Regions from separate parts of the Homo sapiens genome. Here region 2 is linked to region 1. The links are chromatin loops, found by intact Hi-C in ENCODE. Cell type or tissue: heart right ventricle. All regions are shown on one strand. Each heading gives the region's core, and the rest is flanking DNA. Links, peaks and the distances in the headings are about the cores only. Region 1 has its middle 33 kb from the start of LINC01747. Region 2 overlaps LOC107985449 (a long non-coding RNA gene).

The links. Peaks named below come from ENCODE experiments on the same cell type or tissue, not always from the same donor. Only the 100,000 strongest peaks of a DNase experiment are listed, where the experiment ranks them.
Region 2: it touches region 1 in a loop (2.8-fold over the local background); 5 of 110 quality-filtered maps call a loop at or near these places.

What each region holds. Positions count from the first base shown.
Region 1 is chr20:22,714,389-22,722,727 of GRCh38, reverse strand. No RefSeq gene overlaps it. Among named protein-coding and RNA genes, the nearest start is that of LINC01747, 33 kb to the right of the region's middle. In heart right ventricle, for the core only: no CTCF peak of the experiment used is centred there; a DNase peak (open chromatin) is centred at 3,332; H3K27ac peaks cover 4,784 bases.
Region 2 is chr20:22,970,165-22,978,503 of GRCh38, reverse strand. LOC107985449 (a long non-coding RNA gene) reads right to left here. Exons shown (of 3, transcript XR_001754537.2): 3 at 4,298-4,851. Among named protein-coding and RNA genes, the nearest start is that of SSTR4, 61 kb to the left of the region's middle. In heart right ventricle, for the core only: a CTCF peak has its summit at 3,960; a DNase peak (open chromatin) is centred at 1,244; H3K27ac peaks cover 1,688 bases; H3K27me3 peaks cover 376 bases.

The DNA.
Region 1 (8,339 bases), core at 75-8,074:
GATAAAATATGACTATTTTTATGTTATGTATTTTTGTGAGCCTTATCATAGTGTAGAAAGAGTAGAATATTTTATGAAGAGTTTTACATAGAACTCATAACCTTCTCCAAACTTTTACTCTTTTTATTTGCTTTCTATTATTATACATTAGTATAATGTCTTTCCAATAATCATCTTTTTCCATCATTCATATAAGTCACGAAGTCATTTGTGTTTCATTACTTTTATGCTCATCTTGTTCCCAAGAAATGGATTTCTTTTGGAAGATAACAAAAGATCCATTGCATAATCCCATTCTTTCTAAATCCTCGAAAGAGACCAACACTTTTATCATTTTCATTGTTCTTAGGCTCTATTCTTTCACCTTTAAACTGTCCATGTCTAATCTATTCTATTCTAAACCTCTGTGGATAATTTGTTCTTCACATGCCATTTTAGGAGGGAAAAAAAAACTTATATAAAAACACTTAAGAAACAGACAGCTTAAAAAAAATGAGCAAAGGAACCTGAATAGATACCTCAGAGAAGAAGAAACCCAAATACATGTGAAAAGATGTTCCACCTCATCAGCCATCAGGAAAATGGAAAGTAAAGCCATGATGAGCTATTGTTACTGTCAAAGATAAACAGCCCGACACTAGGTAAAGGGGTAAGGACCGATTTTAGTAATAACTAGTGAAATAGGGAAAAGAGTCCTCCATGAAGGGAACTCAACTTCCATTTGTACGCAGGTAAACTGGCATTTTAAAAGGAGAATGAAGAAGTAGGAAGTGGGCAGGCCATACAGAAAAGTTAAAATTCATGAAATATCAGCCCGTGTAAACGAGACCAGGCTGACAATCCTCAGTGTTAGGGTCTCATCCTCCTGAGACTGGGGCTGGAAGACAGAAGCCCTATCCTCAGGTATTGGCTGAAACAAACTGTAAATTATTTTAACAGCCTTAAGTTTTCCCAGGAAGGCAATTTAAATGAGGGCTAGCATCCTCTTGGGGATGTGGTCTTGTGCTGTTAGAAACTGTTTGTGCTTGTTCAAGGATTTATTGACCAAAATTGAGGTCTATTAAAAGGAGAACTCCCATTCTGTAGGTTGCCTGTTCACTCTGATGGTAGTTTCTTTTGCTGTGCAGAAGCTCTTTAGTTTAATTAGATCCCATTTGTCAATTTTGGCTTTTGTTGCCATTGCTTTTGGTGTTTTAGACATGAAGTCCTTGCCCATGCCTATGTCCTGAATTGTATTGCCTAGGTTTTCTTCTAGGGTTTTTATGGTTTTAGGTTTAACATTTAAGTCTTTAATCCTTTGAATTAACTTTTGTATAAGGCATAAGGAAGGGATCCAGTTTCAGCTTTCTACATATGGCTAGCCAGTTTTCCCAATAGCATTGGGAGATATACCTAATGTAAATGACAAGTTAATGTGTGCAGCACACCAGCATGGCACATGTATACATATGTAACAAACCTGCACGTTGTGCACATGTACCCTAGAACTTAAAGTATAATTAAAAAATTTAAAGAAAGGAGAACTCAGAGGAGCCTACCTTAAATTTAATCAAGGGGATAATCTTTTTACTCTATATCAAAATGGGCTTTAACAAAAAGATAACATAGTGTTCATAAGGATGTGTGACAAGTGGAATTCATACACTTTGGAAAATTACTTGGGGACATTTCCGAAAGCTAAAGTGTACCTACCCTGAGGTCGAAACATTTCATAGGGGAGTGCTATGTTACCAGAAAACGTGGGCAGAAATGTTCATAACAGCATTATTAGTACTAGCCAAAGCATAGAAGCAATCCATATCAATACAGACAGCAAAATAAAACCACATTCACCAATGAAGTACTACAAAAAAAAATGACAACTGCAACATTTGCAAAATCATGGCAGAGTCTACAGGCAGGAATCTGAGCAAAAGAAATCAGACAGGAAAGAGCACACACTGTATGTAAGATTCTATGAATTTTAAGAACAGGCTAGAGGTGGACTACTTCACAGCCAGAAAAAAAGAACGAGATCATGATCTTTGCAGCAACAAGAATGGAGCTGGAGGTCATTATCCTAAGTGAACTAACACAGGAAGAGAAAACCAAATACCACATGTTCTCACTTATAAGTGGGAGCTAAACATTGAGTACACATGGACACAAAGAAGGAAACAATAGACACCTGGGACCCCTTGAGGGTGGAGGGTGGGAGGAGAGTGAGGATTGAAAAACTACCTGCTGAGTACCATGCTTATCTGCCAGGTGACAACATAAGCTGTACACCAAAACCCCAAGACATAGACATGTAATTTACCTATACGACAAACCTGCACATGTACCCCTGAAACTAACATTAAAGTTTTTTTTTGGTGGTTTTTTTTTTTTTTTTTTTTTTTTTTTCAGAAAGAACAGGCTAAAGGGCTTGTGTTGAGGGAAGCCAGAACACAGATTCCCTCTGGTGGGTGGGTGATGACCGGAAGGAGCCAGAGGTGTGGGGAGTTGGGAATGTCCACATCTTGATCTGAGCAGTGCAATGTGACTCTAGATAGGCGTTATTAAACATTCACGAAGCTACACAATTAAATCATTGGACAGTATGCCAGGCATTTTAAGCCTCAGTTGTTGTTTTTTTTTTTTTTAAAAAAAAAAAGAGAGAGAAACTTAGGGCATATCAGTTAAATATAACATGCAGAACTTGTTTGGATTCTGTTTGTACAAAATCCTGTTAAAAAGCATTCATGAAACAATGAGGAAATGGCAAGTCTCAATTGAAACTTACTACATAACATGAAGTGATGATATTTTTGTATGCTCATGGTATCACAGTATGGATTTATATTCCCTGATCTGTTAGAATACATGCTGAAGGATGCAATTATATGATACTTGGCTTTGCCTCAAAATAGTCCAGTGGGGCCTTGCAGGAGGGCTGGATGTTACAGAGGACACGGGTCAGGAGTACCTTAGCGACGAGTGCATGGAAGTTGATGCATGCATTTGCAGGAAATTTTCCATAATAAAATAATTTCTTTTAAATCTGTCTTTGGGGAAGGCCATAAGAGAAAAAAAAATCTAAAATAAAAATTTTATTTTAAAACAAAGTCTGGTTTTGCTTTATCATGTAGTGAGGCGTACTGCAGGAGATCTGAAACAATGTCAGGGTGCCCCACCCCACCCTGCTTTTCCCTCCTTCCCAGCACGTGGGATCACCCCACAGGGCCAGACATAGCAGAGTCTGAGGCCTCTTCCTGGCAGGAGGACTCCCCGAGGCAGGCAGGAAGCGTCTCTACCCAAGGCTCCGGGGAGCTAAGCCTTCCTCTGAGGGACCGCCCTGGGATTGTTTTATATTTACCTTAGCTCAGCACAGTCTCCACCCTGGCTTCCCTTGTCCTTGAAAAGGCGACAGAGGAATATTCTTAGCTCACTAGCCCTGTGCATACCTCAGGCTTCCGGAGCATCTCTGCAACTGGGGCCTCTGTGCTATGCTTTTTCCAGATGAATATGTTTGCAAGGCTTCTGCTTGAACCAGGAAGCTGCAGGCCCTAGTGGGAGCTGTGCCCATAGACCACACTTCCCCCACTGCAACTCTGCTCCAAGAGCAAGTTTGAGAAACAAGATTCCCCATGCATGTAACCATATTGAGAGCTCTGAGAAGACCTAGAGTAAAGCAGAATAAAACAAAGAAAGCATTGACAGAGGAGCACCAGGGAGCATCCCTCAAGTCCTCCTCCAAATGCACTCTTGGGGAAACCTGCGCAGAAGTGTGGCCCTTGGAGCAGTCGTTCTGAACCAGGATCCACTCTGGGTTCTGGAAATCATGAGCTTTCTAAAGTCACATTTCGTGCCTTCTTTATGAAGCAAAGGTCCTTGCGTCATGAGGCTCACAAAGGGATCCCAGACCCTGAAAGAAGCCAAAACAACTGCACTTGGTGGGTTTTTCTAAGGGACAGTCTAATGTGTTCTTGATGAGTGTTAAATTTGAATGCATAACATCATCTCTTCATACATTTATCTTTCAGTGTTGTCTCTCACTTTAAAGATCTTACCTCACAAATTATAAGACAGACCAAATTCCCATTTTAAATCCAGGCACAAAGGAATCTTGAAAAGCAAGTGGCTAAATCAAGAACACATAGAGAGAGAGAGGGTGGTCTACCCTTCACGCGCATGTGGCCAACCTGGAGGAGCTTGCAATTTTAAAGATTCACATTCAGCAGATCTTTCCACTTGGCTCTCTCATCTACTCAGGATTCTGCAGAAGGTTGAATGAACTGTCCTTGTTCCACTGTGCATCTCAGGGGAAGGTCAGCTAGCAACTCCAGATTACACGGGTGCAGTGTCTACTGCGTAACCCAAGCAAGCATGTCATCATTGAAACGAAGAACCAAGTCTTAAAAATTAATGCCCCGAGGTTCAGACTGAGGGCTCTATTCTGGTCTGATCTGAGACCAAAGGGAAGGCCTTGGTATCTTATAAAAAGAAGCTTAGGCTTTATATACATACATTGTTTTTCATCGTGGCCTCACATTTGTATTATTTTATTTTATATATTTGATTTTATTCATTTATATTATTTACAGCTCATTTACAACTCATTTTATTGGTATTTTTCTTTCTGTTTAGCACACTTCCTAGTACACAAAATTGTAGCATGCATAATAATAAAATATTTGGTTTTCTTATTAAATAATAACGCATGCCATGGTAAAACACTGGAAACTAAGAATCACCATCATTCCGACATCTCAGAGGTAACTATGGTTTACACAGACAGAGCTTTGAAGAAGCAGCTCTTCTGCCCTTTCTGGAGTCTCAAGTCCTGTGTCGCTTCTTCCCCATATTAGAGAGAGATCTACACTATACATCTCAACTTGTCTGAAGTGCCTGTGAGTTTAATACATAGCTGTAGAGCGTAAATGTTCAGTTCTCCAGACTTGAGCAAAATATACTGGGAAATTGTCCTTTTACAATACATTACCAGGAAATATCCCTATAACAACTGCGGAAGGGTGTGTAACCATGGCTATTCTACACTTCAGCGCTGCATCCACCCAGTTCTGAGTCACTGAATTCCCTCCTTATCAGCCTCCTGACCTTCAGAGTTCTGCTCCTGACCCCATCTGCACCCTCCCCTCCTCAACCAACGCTGACTTCACCCAGTCCTGTAAATCCTCCAGCTTCTGACCAAATTGCATTTGAGGACAAGGAAAAGGGACAGAGTCTGGATTTCAAATGTAGATAATGAAACTTTAGCTGAACTGATCAAGGAAAAAGGAGACAACTCTAATTTCTAATATCAGGAATGGAAAAGGAAGCAACAGTGTAGATTTTGGAGACATCAAAAGAATGGTCAGAGTACATTATGGTCAGCTTGATGTCAATAAATTGCACAGCTTAGATGATATGGACAAATTCCTTGAAAAATATAACTTAAGAAATGTATAAAAAAGGAAAAAATACTTGGAATATGAATCATCCCACTCAAGGTTCCAGAGCTTAGAAATAAATCCAACAGCTTCAGGGGAAAATATGAGGAGAGTGAGGAGTGGCTCTAGATGGAAAGGAAATAGCAAGTGTCTCAAAACTGTGTTTGGTGTAGTTCCCAGAATCAACAAAGCAGAGGCCGTTGAGTGTGTTACATATTTTAGATTTGGGGAGGGTATGTCTTCGATTAGATCAAATTGGGGAATGTAATGTTTGACCTTCATGACTCCCACCTGTGAAGACTGAACATCGTCTGTTTTGCTAAGTGAAACTCAGCTGGAGGAGAGTGCAGAACGAGGAAGAGAAGCAAGCAGTCAGAGGCCACAGTGATGATGTGGTGGGGTGGAAGCCAGGAACCACACAGTGCCCGCTGAAGGACCCACCTGCACATGGCCTCCAGCCAAGGCAAGTGGAGTAGTCACAGCCTTCCTTCCTTCCGCAAAGCAAAAACTACAAAAGCTACTTATATCTTCTAAGTTCCTCATAATCATTTGCCTAAAGTATTTGCAGTTATTCAGGTATTGAATAGTTTCTACAGGAGTTTCTTATAAACTCCAACTTCTACTTATTCCCTTTTATTCCTCTCATTTCTTCAGTCTGTTTCTGTGTATCTGGATTCTGGTGTTACTACCATTGGAGATCATCTTTATTTCAAGGATCTTCACACTTTCATTGCCTTTCCTCTTCTCTTACCCAGGTCCTGTGAACCTTGGGGAGTGTACGATACCTGCTTTTGTGGTAACAACCTTGACAACCTATGTAAAGAAAGAGTTTGGGCTACGATCATTGGCATATAGTTTGGTAGAATGTACAAATGCCTTTTTGTTTCTATTTTATAGACTAAATATGGAAATAAGTGAGGCTAATTTAATTTGTAAAGGCCTCATAGTGGATCAAGAGTTTCACTTTTGGACTGAAATGACATTTTAAGAATTTGCTGGGTAATGAAATATCTTTCAACTTCTCCTTCATATAAATTTAGCTTCCAAACCTGGGATTTATTTTTGTTCTTCTAATTCCTTTGCATAGGAGAGTTTAATAAGATTTGACATTCCAAAGTTCTGCCACAGAACTTTGCTTTGTCCTCCACATTGCTTTGCACAAGATTTTTCTCTAGAGAAAAGGACATAACTATGAGAATGAATTAGTATTTTGGGCAGCAATAAGTATGGAGAGAGAATTTTTAGGGGAGCATCTATATCCACAAGTGAGGTAATCATATAACTTATTACTCTAATTGTGGCATTTTAAAATTATATTTTGAAGCAACTTTAAACTTACAGAAAAGCTGTAAGTACTTCTACAAGTTATAAAAATTTACAAGTACAGAACTTTTTTTTTCCTTGAAGCCATTTAAGAGTAAGTTGCTAAGGCAATGTCCCATCACTTCTGATTATGATAATATATATTTCCTACAAACAAGGTCATTCTCCTACATAACCAAAATAGAACCATCATAATCAGGAAATTAACACTGATGCATTACCCCATCTAGTCCTGAGATTTCATTCAGGTTTTATCAATTACTTCAGTAATTTTTTTGTAGAAGAATGATGCAGCTCAGAATCACAGGTTGCATTTATTCAACATGTGTTTTTAATTGCCTACAATCTGGAAGAGTCCCTTGGTCTCCCCTTGACTTTCATGACTCCAACATTTTGAAGAGTACAGACTATAGCATGTCCCTTAATTTTATTAGTCTAATGTTCTCTCATGATTAAATGCAGGATATGCATCTCCAGCAGGAATATCACATACACGATGCTGTGTTCTTCTTATTCCATCCTATCAAGTTGTACATGCTTTCGACTTGTCCTGTGGCTGATGAGTTAGGTTTTGTCGTCAAATTCAGGTGATGTCTGCCATACTTCTCCACTGTAAAGCTACCTTTTTCCCCTTTGTAATAAATATGTATACTAAGGGGAGTATTTTTTGACTATGTAAATATTCTTTATTTTTTCAAGCGTGTTTGGCCCCACCTTATAGCTTATAGTTTTATTTGTATAGAAATTAGAGGGAAAGGAAGAAAAGAGAAACAGGGAAAGAAGAAACCTAACCGGGACAAATATTTAAAGGCATAGATTGAGACTGTGTTGGGAAAATAAACAAATGGTCATTGTGGCAGGTAGCCTCTAAAATGGCACTTGCTGATGCCTGCCTCCTGATATTCTCATCCCTAGGTAATTTCCTTCCCGTGAGTGGGTGTTGGATCTAGTCACTTCCTTCTAATGAACAGAATATGGCAGAAGTGATAGGGCATCACTTTCTAGTGTAGGTTGTAAAAAGACTGTGGCTTTCATTCCTCTTGAAAACTGGCACAAGACAAGGATGCCCTCTCTCAACACTCCTATTCAACATAGTATTGGAAGTTCTGGGTAGGCCAATCAGGCAACAGAAAGAAATAAAGGGTATTCAAATAGGAAGAGATGAAGCCAAATTGTGTTTGTTTGCAAATGACGTGATCCAATATCTAGAAAACCCCATTGTCTCAGCCCAAAAGCTTCTTAAGTTGATAAGCAATGTCAGCAAACTCTAAGGATACAAAATCAATGTGCAAAAGTCACAAGCATGCCTATACACCAACAACACGCAAGCAGACAGCCAAATCATGAATGAACTCCCATTCACAATTGCTACCAAGAGAATAAAATGCCTAGGAATACAGCTAACAAGGGAAGTGAAAGACTTCTTCAAGGAGAACCAAACCATTGCTCACAGAAATCAGAGAAAATATAAAAGAATAGAAAAACATTCCATGCTCATGGATAGGAAGAATCAATATCATAAAAATGGCCATACTCCCCAAGGAAATGTATAAATTCAATGCTATTCCCATCAAACTACCATTAACATTCTTCACAGAATTAGAA
Region 2 (8,339 bases), core at 291-8,290, 260 kb before region 1:
ACTTCACAACTATACAATATATTGATGTAACAAAATTATACTTATATCTCTTAAGTTTATACAAATTTAAAAAAGAAAGCCTGTTAGCAACATCTGCTTTACTCCATCTAAACACCACAGAAAATCGGCAGCCCCATCTCCACTCACCAAGGCCAGATGGGGAGCCTAGACTACCAGGCTAATGAGGAGTCCAGCCCCCACAATGAATGGGTCACCGTCAGAGAAGACTGAGTAGGGAGCCAAGACTTCCATCCCTGCCAGCCTGTGAAAGTCCCTCACTCCCATGTTACCAGGAAGACCGTGGAGGGAGCCTGGACTTTTTGTGGATGCTCATCAAGTTGGAAGAGTTTTCTTCTATTCCTATTTTTCTGAGAGTTTCATCATAATGGGTGTTGAATTTTGTCAAATGCTTCCCTTCCCCCTTGATATGACCATGTGATTTTTATTTAGTCCGTTAACATGGTGGATTATATTCATTTTTACATATTAAAGCAGCCTTGAACTCCTGGGGAAAAAAAATCTCACTTGATCATGGTATATAGTTATGTATTGCTGAATTCTATTTACTAATATTTTGTATGGATTATTGCATCCGTATTTTTTAGGGATAGTGGTCTTTGGGGTTTTTTAGTACTATCTGGTTTTGGTATCATAGTAATTCTATAATCACAAAATTAACTGGCATAGCATCCTTTCTGCCTTATTCTTTTGGTCAAGTCATCAGAGCCAGGATCAAGGGGAGAGCACATAGAGTGCAAAGAACTTTGGGGCCACATTTAAAGCCACCATAAAATTCAGTTAGGCATTCTGAATTATGACTCAAAAGGCATTATTTCAGGAACAATTTAATGGGGAATAATACTGTGCTTTCAGAACATCACAGGCTAAACTTTTGGGTGGGGGCAGAAGGAAGGGAACCATCTGCCTTTGTGGCTTGTCTGCATTGTTTCTATGGGAAATGTGTTCTGAATTCCTAAAACAATGTGCAAACAAGCTTTTTTAACTCAACCCTTTGTTTGCTGTATGATATTTCTTAATTCTGAAATGTAAAAAGCCAGTGGGGTAAGTCGTACAAGGTGACTGGCAGGACCTGCTGGAGCTGAAAAGGAATTGGGTAAGAAAATAGTGGCGATGGTTGCACAGCTTATTACAAGTGCCTGAAATTTGTTGGCCTGAAAGCCAAGGCTGATCTGTTACTGGATGATTGCCATTCTTAGACAAGTGATGGCAGATCCAAGGGTGTTGCTTCCTCTCATGTCCTCAGCGCTAGTGTCCTTGGGGACAGCAAGTGTTTTCCTGGCAAGCCACACTTTTCAGTTCTTTCATAGCTTTAGTCAACAGAAAAGCAGCCCTATGCTTTCCCACAAGCTAGTTGAGAGTTGTGGAACTCCACATTCCTGGATGTGCACAAATTCCTTGTGGTACCTCTTGCTTAGACTGGCGCCAGCCACTCTTGTTACAAGTTTACTTTACACTTAAACCCCTTCTCACAACATTTCCTGCCAGGTGGGGTGGTGAACCTAGCGGGGACTGTGATCTCTACAGTTTTAGGACCTCCTTTAAAGAATAGTCTGTCCATTAAAAGAACCGTCTAGATTTCTACTATGTGTCCCAAGTTTCTTAGTTTGCTTGTGTTGTCTCAATTTCCCCATTTGTAGAACTTCTTCTTCATGGACTTCCATCATAGAAGCTAACACCACAGGCAAGTTCCCTTCCCCACTGAGGGTGGGCTCACCCATGCTGGGGACTCCCTGCTCATCTGACCATTGATAGTTTGCCTCCTCTCATTGACTTCCGATTGTCTCTTAATTTGTTAAATATTTCCTTTGTTTCCTCTTGTTCCCCCAGAGGCTCAGTCGACTTTGTTCCTCTGCCTACCACCACCTCTGGGTTCTGGAACAGAATATCCAAGACCAAATTCTGTCATAGATGGCAGTACATGTGACAAGGCCATCCTCATGTCAGCATGTCAGGTGAGGGCAGGTTTGGGCACTCTGGCCTATGGGAAAACCCAGACGAAACCAATATGGATAGGGTATTGGTACAAGTAGCTCCCCACCCACCTGCTCACTCTCCTCCCAGTTCCTGTAGTCCTTGAATAGGTTCTGCACTCTAAAGCTTTGATATACATTTAATTGGTAACCGACAGCTGACTGAATTGTGAGGTGCTTAAAGAGGAGACAGGTTGTGCTACAGATAGACTGCAGTCAGTCACAAGATGTGTCTGGAATATGGGTTTTTTTGTGCCACGGACCTCTTTGGCAGTCTGCTGGAGCCTGTGAAACCTTTCTCAGAAGAAAGCTGATAAGTGCTGAAAATCAAATACGTGTGATTTAAAGAAAAAGCACTAAACTATGTAAGTATAGTCATGTCTATGTGGTTTTAGCTATTAACAGGTCCTAGCAGCAAGTGTGATAACTTCTATAATTTCCAAGTAGTGGGGAACATAAATGCTATTTGAAGATATATTTACATGTTTGAAATGAGATGAAAATATCTTCAATTTCTGCTGGAAATAAAGTCATAAGTCCTGATAATAAAACTCTAGCTTGTTGCCTCCATTCATGGTAGAAGGAGATGCCAAATTTCAGTTACAGGCTAGTGGAAATAAAGATGTAATTTCTTCTTAACCAAATTTCTGTCCTCAGACCTCAAGGTGGAGATCCCATCCCTGTTCCTAACAGAATTCTCCCCAAGATGAGAAGGACATTTTGTTAGGGAAATGGATCTTTGGCTCTGCAAAGGAGTCATCCTGGCTGCTCAGGAGTATGGGGGAGCTGTTGATCATATTAAATTGAGAAGGTTTTCTTACTGCCCCAGGAAGCCTGAATTCAAGTTCCTGGTGACTTGAGACAGAGGAAGGAGAGGCAAGCTAGATGCTTTGTGAGAGGGATTTGGACAAAGGCTTAGGGTAAGCGTAGGTGAGTATGTATGTGCGAGGTGGGGATGGCCTGTGCCCAGGGGAAACAGTGGTGCCTGCTCAGATTTAAGCTCTTTCCATTTTACCTATCATCCTCTGCTCTTCCAAAGTTCCATGCAAGGGTCCTTTGTTAGGTGCCAAGAAATGATGAAGAAGGGACAGTGTCAGTGCTTGAAGGAAATGAGAGATGGATAAGCCAACAGGCAAGCAAGGGAAGACCTAACACCTCCACTCCCCCACAGCTTTTAAAAAAGCCCACGTGGAAGCTCAAAGCTATGGAGGAGGATTCAATCACAAGATGTCCCAAGCTCCACCCCTAGCTGCCCTTGGGAATGTTTGGTTCATCATGGCTTGACATGTATGTGATACTTAGTATGACAAATATATAGTGAATACCATATAACAAAGTTTATTAACTACCAAAAGGTAAATTCCAAGAAGAAAAGAGTGACACAAATTTTGTTCCTTTCAGCTCATGGGGTGAGTGGAACAGGTGATTCTAGAGAGATGAAGAACTTGTTTTCTGAGTGGTCCAACTTTGATTTTCCAAGTTAACTATTTGGAGTCCTGAACAAAACAGGTAAAGAAGAGCAGCTCTGACTAAGGTCAGACGGGGCTCTGGACCAGCATTCCTGTGCCTGTACCTTTATGAAGCCCAGGCAGAGGGACACTGCCTCTTCCAGCTCCAAGGAATGGATCCATAATAATGACTGGGCCATGGATCAACAGGCAGCACAGCCTACGATCCTGGATTAGCCCTCCTGCCCATCCCCAGAATTCCTGTAAGCTCTTTATCCAGGCAGGAACAGAGCCCTAGGCATGTTCCTGAGGACTCAGGCACCTGGGCTCCCAGGCATGCCCAGATACTCCCTTCCCCAGCCTGAAGAGCCAGCACCAGTGACCTGGAATTTTTTTCAGAATTATCTTTGAAAATTTTGCTACCCTCTTCTGGGCCCTTTATATTGAAGCTTTTTATTGGCTTTTCTTTGGACTTATCCAAAATTGACCCTCTTTTGTGGCCCTTTGGATGACTTACAACGAGGGGGCAGCAGTGAGTCAACTACCTCCACTGCAGCCTGCTTCCAAATGGCTGTTCACTGTTCTTCCAATTACCTGTAGGTTGAAGAATTTGGACTAGATTCTATTCTTTTTAGAGGATATTCTTATAACTCCTACTTGAAGATTTGAGACAGCATATCATTTATTCATTGTTATGCTAATTACAAGGGACCGTTTCACTGGAGGGTTTTACCAAACATTCAAAGTCAAGGTAACACCAGTTTCATATATCACTTCCAAAAAAGAAAAAAGCATGTTATAGGACCAACAGGTTCATATACTGCTGTGCAGTAGACCAATTACACTGAGACAGCAGGGTTTGCAGAGAAAGTTTAATGATCATAGTGCATCAAGTGAGGAGATGGGAGGAGACCCTCAAATGCATCTCCCTGAGGAGTTCTGAGCTGGGGTTTTTAAGAGGACTGTGGAGGGTGAGGGGTTGGAAAATTAGGGTTGTTGATTGGATGGGGTATGGGGGATGAAATCATCAGGATGTAGAAACTGTTCTTTTGAGTCAGCTCCTCATGGGGTCCTTAAGACCAGCTGAGTCAGTAGCTGCATCAGTATACAGGACCTGAAGCAGTCTCCCAAAAGGAAAACGTAACTTGAACATCATGAAACTCTATCTATAGAGCAGTTAAGGGAAACTACAGGGTCTACACGACTACAGCACAACAGGCACTATGCAGCTCAGAAGAAGCGTCAGAGAGCAGCTGACCTCATGATGAACGCCGAGTGGGCTGCAAGCTGGGCATATTTTGTTTCTCCCTTCTCTTCTTCCCTCATTAATTTATCAAGTTTATAGGAACTGTTTCAGGCCGGTCACACTTCTCAATGGATTTGAGGAAGCCAGTATTACCTGGAGATCAAAGCTAGAAAGAGAGCACAAACACAAAAAAACACTAAGTTCTTGAGAGATGTTAGTCTACAGATATAAAAATTCTCACAACATTAACAAATGCAACCCAACAATGCACAAAGAATAGTATCCCATGATCAAGTGGTATTTACTCTAGTTATGTAAGGTTGTTTTTAACGTTTTAAAATCAACTGGGTATGGTGGCTCACGCCTGTAATCTCAGCACTTTGGGAGGCTGATACAGCCAGTTCACTTGAGGTTAGGAGTCCAAGGCCAGCCTGATCAACATGGCAAAACCCCGTCTCTACTAAAAATACAAAAATTAGCTGGGCATGGTGGCTACTTCAGAGGCTGAGGCAGGAGAACCACTTAAATGCAGGAAATGGAGGCTACAGTGAGCCAAGATTGTGCCATAGCCCTCCAGCCTGGGCAACAGAGTGAGACTCCACCTTTTAAAAAAATTTTTCCATAAGTTATTGGCGTACAGGTCGTATTTGGTTACATGAGTAAGTTTTTTAGTGGTGATTTGTGAGATTTTGGTACACCTATCACCCAAGCAGTATACACTGCACCATATTTGTAGTCTTTCATCCCTCACCCCCATTCCACACTACCCCCCAAGTCCCTAAAGTCCATTGTATCTTTCTTATGTCTCTGCATACTCGTACCTTAGCTCCCACATATCAGTGAGAACATACAATGTTTGGTTTTCCATTTCTGAGTTACGTCACTTGGAATAATAGTCTCCAATCTCATCCAGGTCACTGCAAATGCTGTTAATTCACTCCCTTTTATGGCTGCATAGTATTGCATTTTATATATATACTACAGTTTCTTTATCCACTGATTGATTAATGGGTATTTGGGTTGGTTCCATGATTTTGCAGTTGCAAATTGTGCTGTGATAAACATGAGTGTGCAAGTATCTTTTTGAAATAATGACTTCTCTTCCTCTGGGTAGATACTCAGTAGTGGGATTGCTGGATCAAATGGTAGTTCTACTTTTAGTTCTTTACGGAATCTCCACACTGTTTTCCATAGTGGCTGTACTAGTTTACATTCCCACCAGCAGTATAGAAGGGTTCTCTGTTCACTGCATCCACGCCAATATCTACTGTTTTTTGACGTTTTTATTATAGCCATTCTTGCAGGAGTAAGGGGGTAATTGTGCTTTGGGTTTGCATTTCCCAATCATTAGTGATGCTGAGCATTTTTTCATGTTTTTTGGCCATTTGTATATCTTCTTTTGAGATTTTCTATCATGTCCTTAGCTCACTTTTTGATGGGATTGTTTGTTTTTTTCTTACTGATTTATTTGAGTTTGTTACAGTTTCTGGATATTAGTTCTTTATCAGATGTATAGATTGTGAAGATTTTTTCCCACTCTCTTGGTTGTCTGTTTACTCTGCTGACTGTTCCTTTTGCTGTGCAAAAGCTCTTTAGTTTAATTAGGTTCCAGCTATTTACCTTTGTTTTTATTGCATTTGCTTTTGGGTTCTTGGTCATGAAATCCTTGCCTAAGCCAGTGTCTAGAAGGGATTTTCCAATGTTGTCTTCCAGAATTTTTATAGTTTCAGGTCTTAGGTTTAAGTCTTTAATCCATCTTGAGTTGAGTTTTGTATAAGGTGAGAGATGTGGATCCAGTTTCATTCTCCTACATGTGGCTAGCCAATTATCCCAGCACCACTTGTGGAAAAGAGTGCCTTTTCCCCACTTTGTGTTTTTGTTTGCTTTGCTGAAGATCAATTGGCTGTAAGTATTTGGGTTTATTTCTAGGTTCTCTGTTCTGTTTCATTGGTCTATGTGCCTATTTTTATACCAGTACCATGCTGTTTTGGTGACTATGGCCTTATAGCATAGTTTTGAAATCAGGTAGTGTGGTACCTCTAGATTTGTTCTTTTCACTTAGTCTTGCTTTGACTGTGCAGGCTCCTTTTTGGTTCCATATGAAATTTAGAATTATTTTTTTCTAATTCTGTGAAGAGTGATGGTGGTATTCTGATGGGGATTACGTTGAATTTGTAGATTGCTTTTGGCAATATGCATTTTCATAATATTGATTCTAACCATCCATGAGCATGGGATGTGTTTCCATTCGTTTGTGTCATTTAAGATTTCTTTCAGCATTGTTTTGTAGTTTTCCTTGTAGAGGTCTTTTGACTCCTTTGCTAGGTATGTTCCTAAGTATTTTATTATTTTTTTTTGCAGCTATTGTAAAAGGGGTTGAGTTCTTGATTCAGTTCTCTGCTTGGTCGCTGTTGGTGAATAGAAGAGCTACTGATTTGTGTACATTAATCTTGTATCTGGAAACATTGCTGAATTCTTTTATCAGTGCTAGGAGCTTTCTGGAGGAGTCTTTATGGTTTTCAAGACAAATGATCATATCGTCAGCAAACAGTGACAGTTTGACTTCCTCTTTACTGATTTGGATGCCCTTTATTTCTTTCTTTTGTCTGATTGCTCTGACTAAGACTCCAGTACTATGTTGAAGAGGAGTGGTGAGAGTGGGTATCCTTCTCTGGTTTTAGTTCTCAGAGGGAATACTTTCAACTTTTCCCCACTCAGTATTATGTTGGCTGTGGGTTTGCCATAGATGGCTTTTATTATATTGAAGTATGTCCCTTGTATGTTGATTTTGCTGAGAGTTTAATCATAAAGGGAGGCTGGATTTTGTTGAATGACTTTTCTGCATCTATTGAGATGATCATGTAATTTTTTCTTTTAATTCTGTTTATGTGGTCTATCACATTTATTGAGTCGTTTATGTGAAACCATCCTGCATCTCTGGTATGAAACCCACTTGATGATGATGGATTATCATTTTGATATGTTGTTGGATTCAGTTAACTAGTATTTTGTTAAGGATTTTAGCATCTATATTCATCAGAGATATCAGTCTGTAGTTTTCTTTTTTGGTTATATTTTTTCCTGGTTTTGGTATTAGGGTGATGGTGGTTTCATCAAATGAATTAGGGAGGGTTCCTTCTTTCTCTATCTTGTGTAGTGTCAGAATGATTTGTACCCATTCTTCTTTGAATGTCTGGTAGAATTCTGCTGTGAGTCGGTCCTGGACTTTTTTGTGTTGGTAATTTTTAAATTACCATTTCAATCTTGCTGCTTGTTATTGGTCAGTTCAGGGTATCTAATTCTTCCTGATTTAAGCTAAGAGGGTTGTATTTTTTCCAGGGATTTATCCATCTCTTGTAGGTTTTCTAGTTTATGTACACAAAGTTGTTAATAGTGGTCTTGAATGATCTTTTGTATTTCAGTGGTGTCAGTTGTAATATCTCCTATTTCATTTCTTAGTGAGGTTATTTGGATTTTCTCTCTTCTGTACTTGGTTAATCTTGCTAACGGTCTATCAATTTTATTTACCTTTTCAAAGAACCAGCTTTTTGTTTCATTTATCTTTTGTATTTCCTTTTGTTTGTTTCCATTTCATTTAGTTCTGCTCTGATCTTGGTAATTTCCTTTATTCTGCTGGGTTTAAATTTGTTTCAT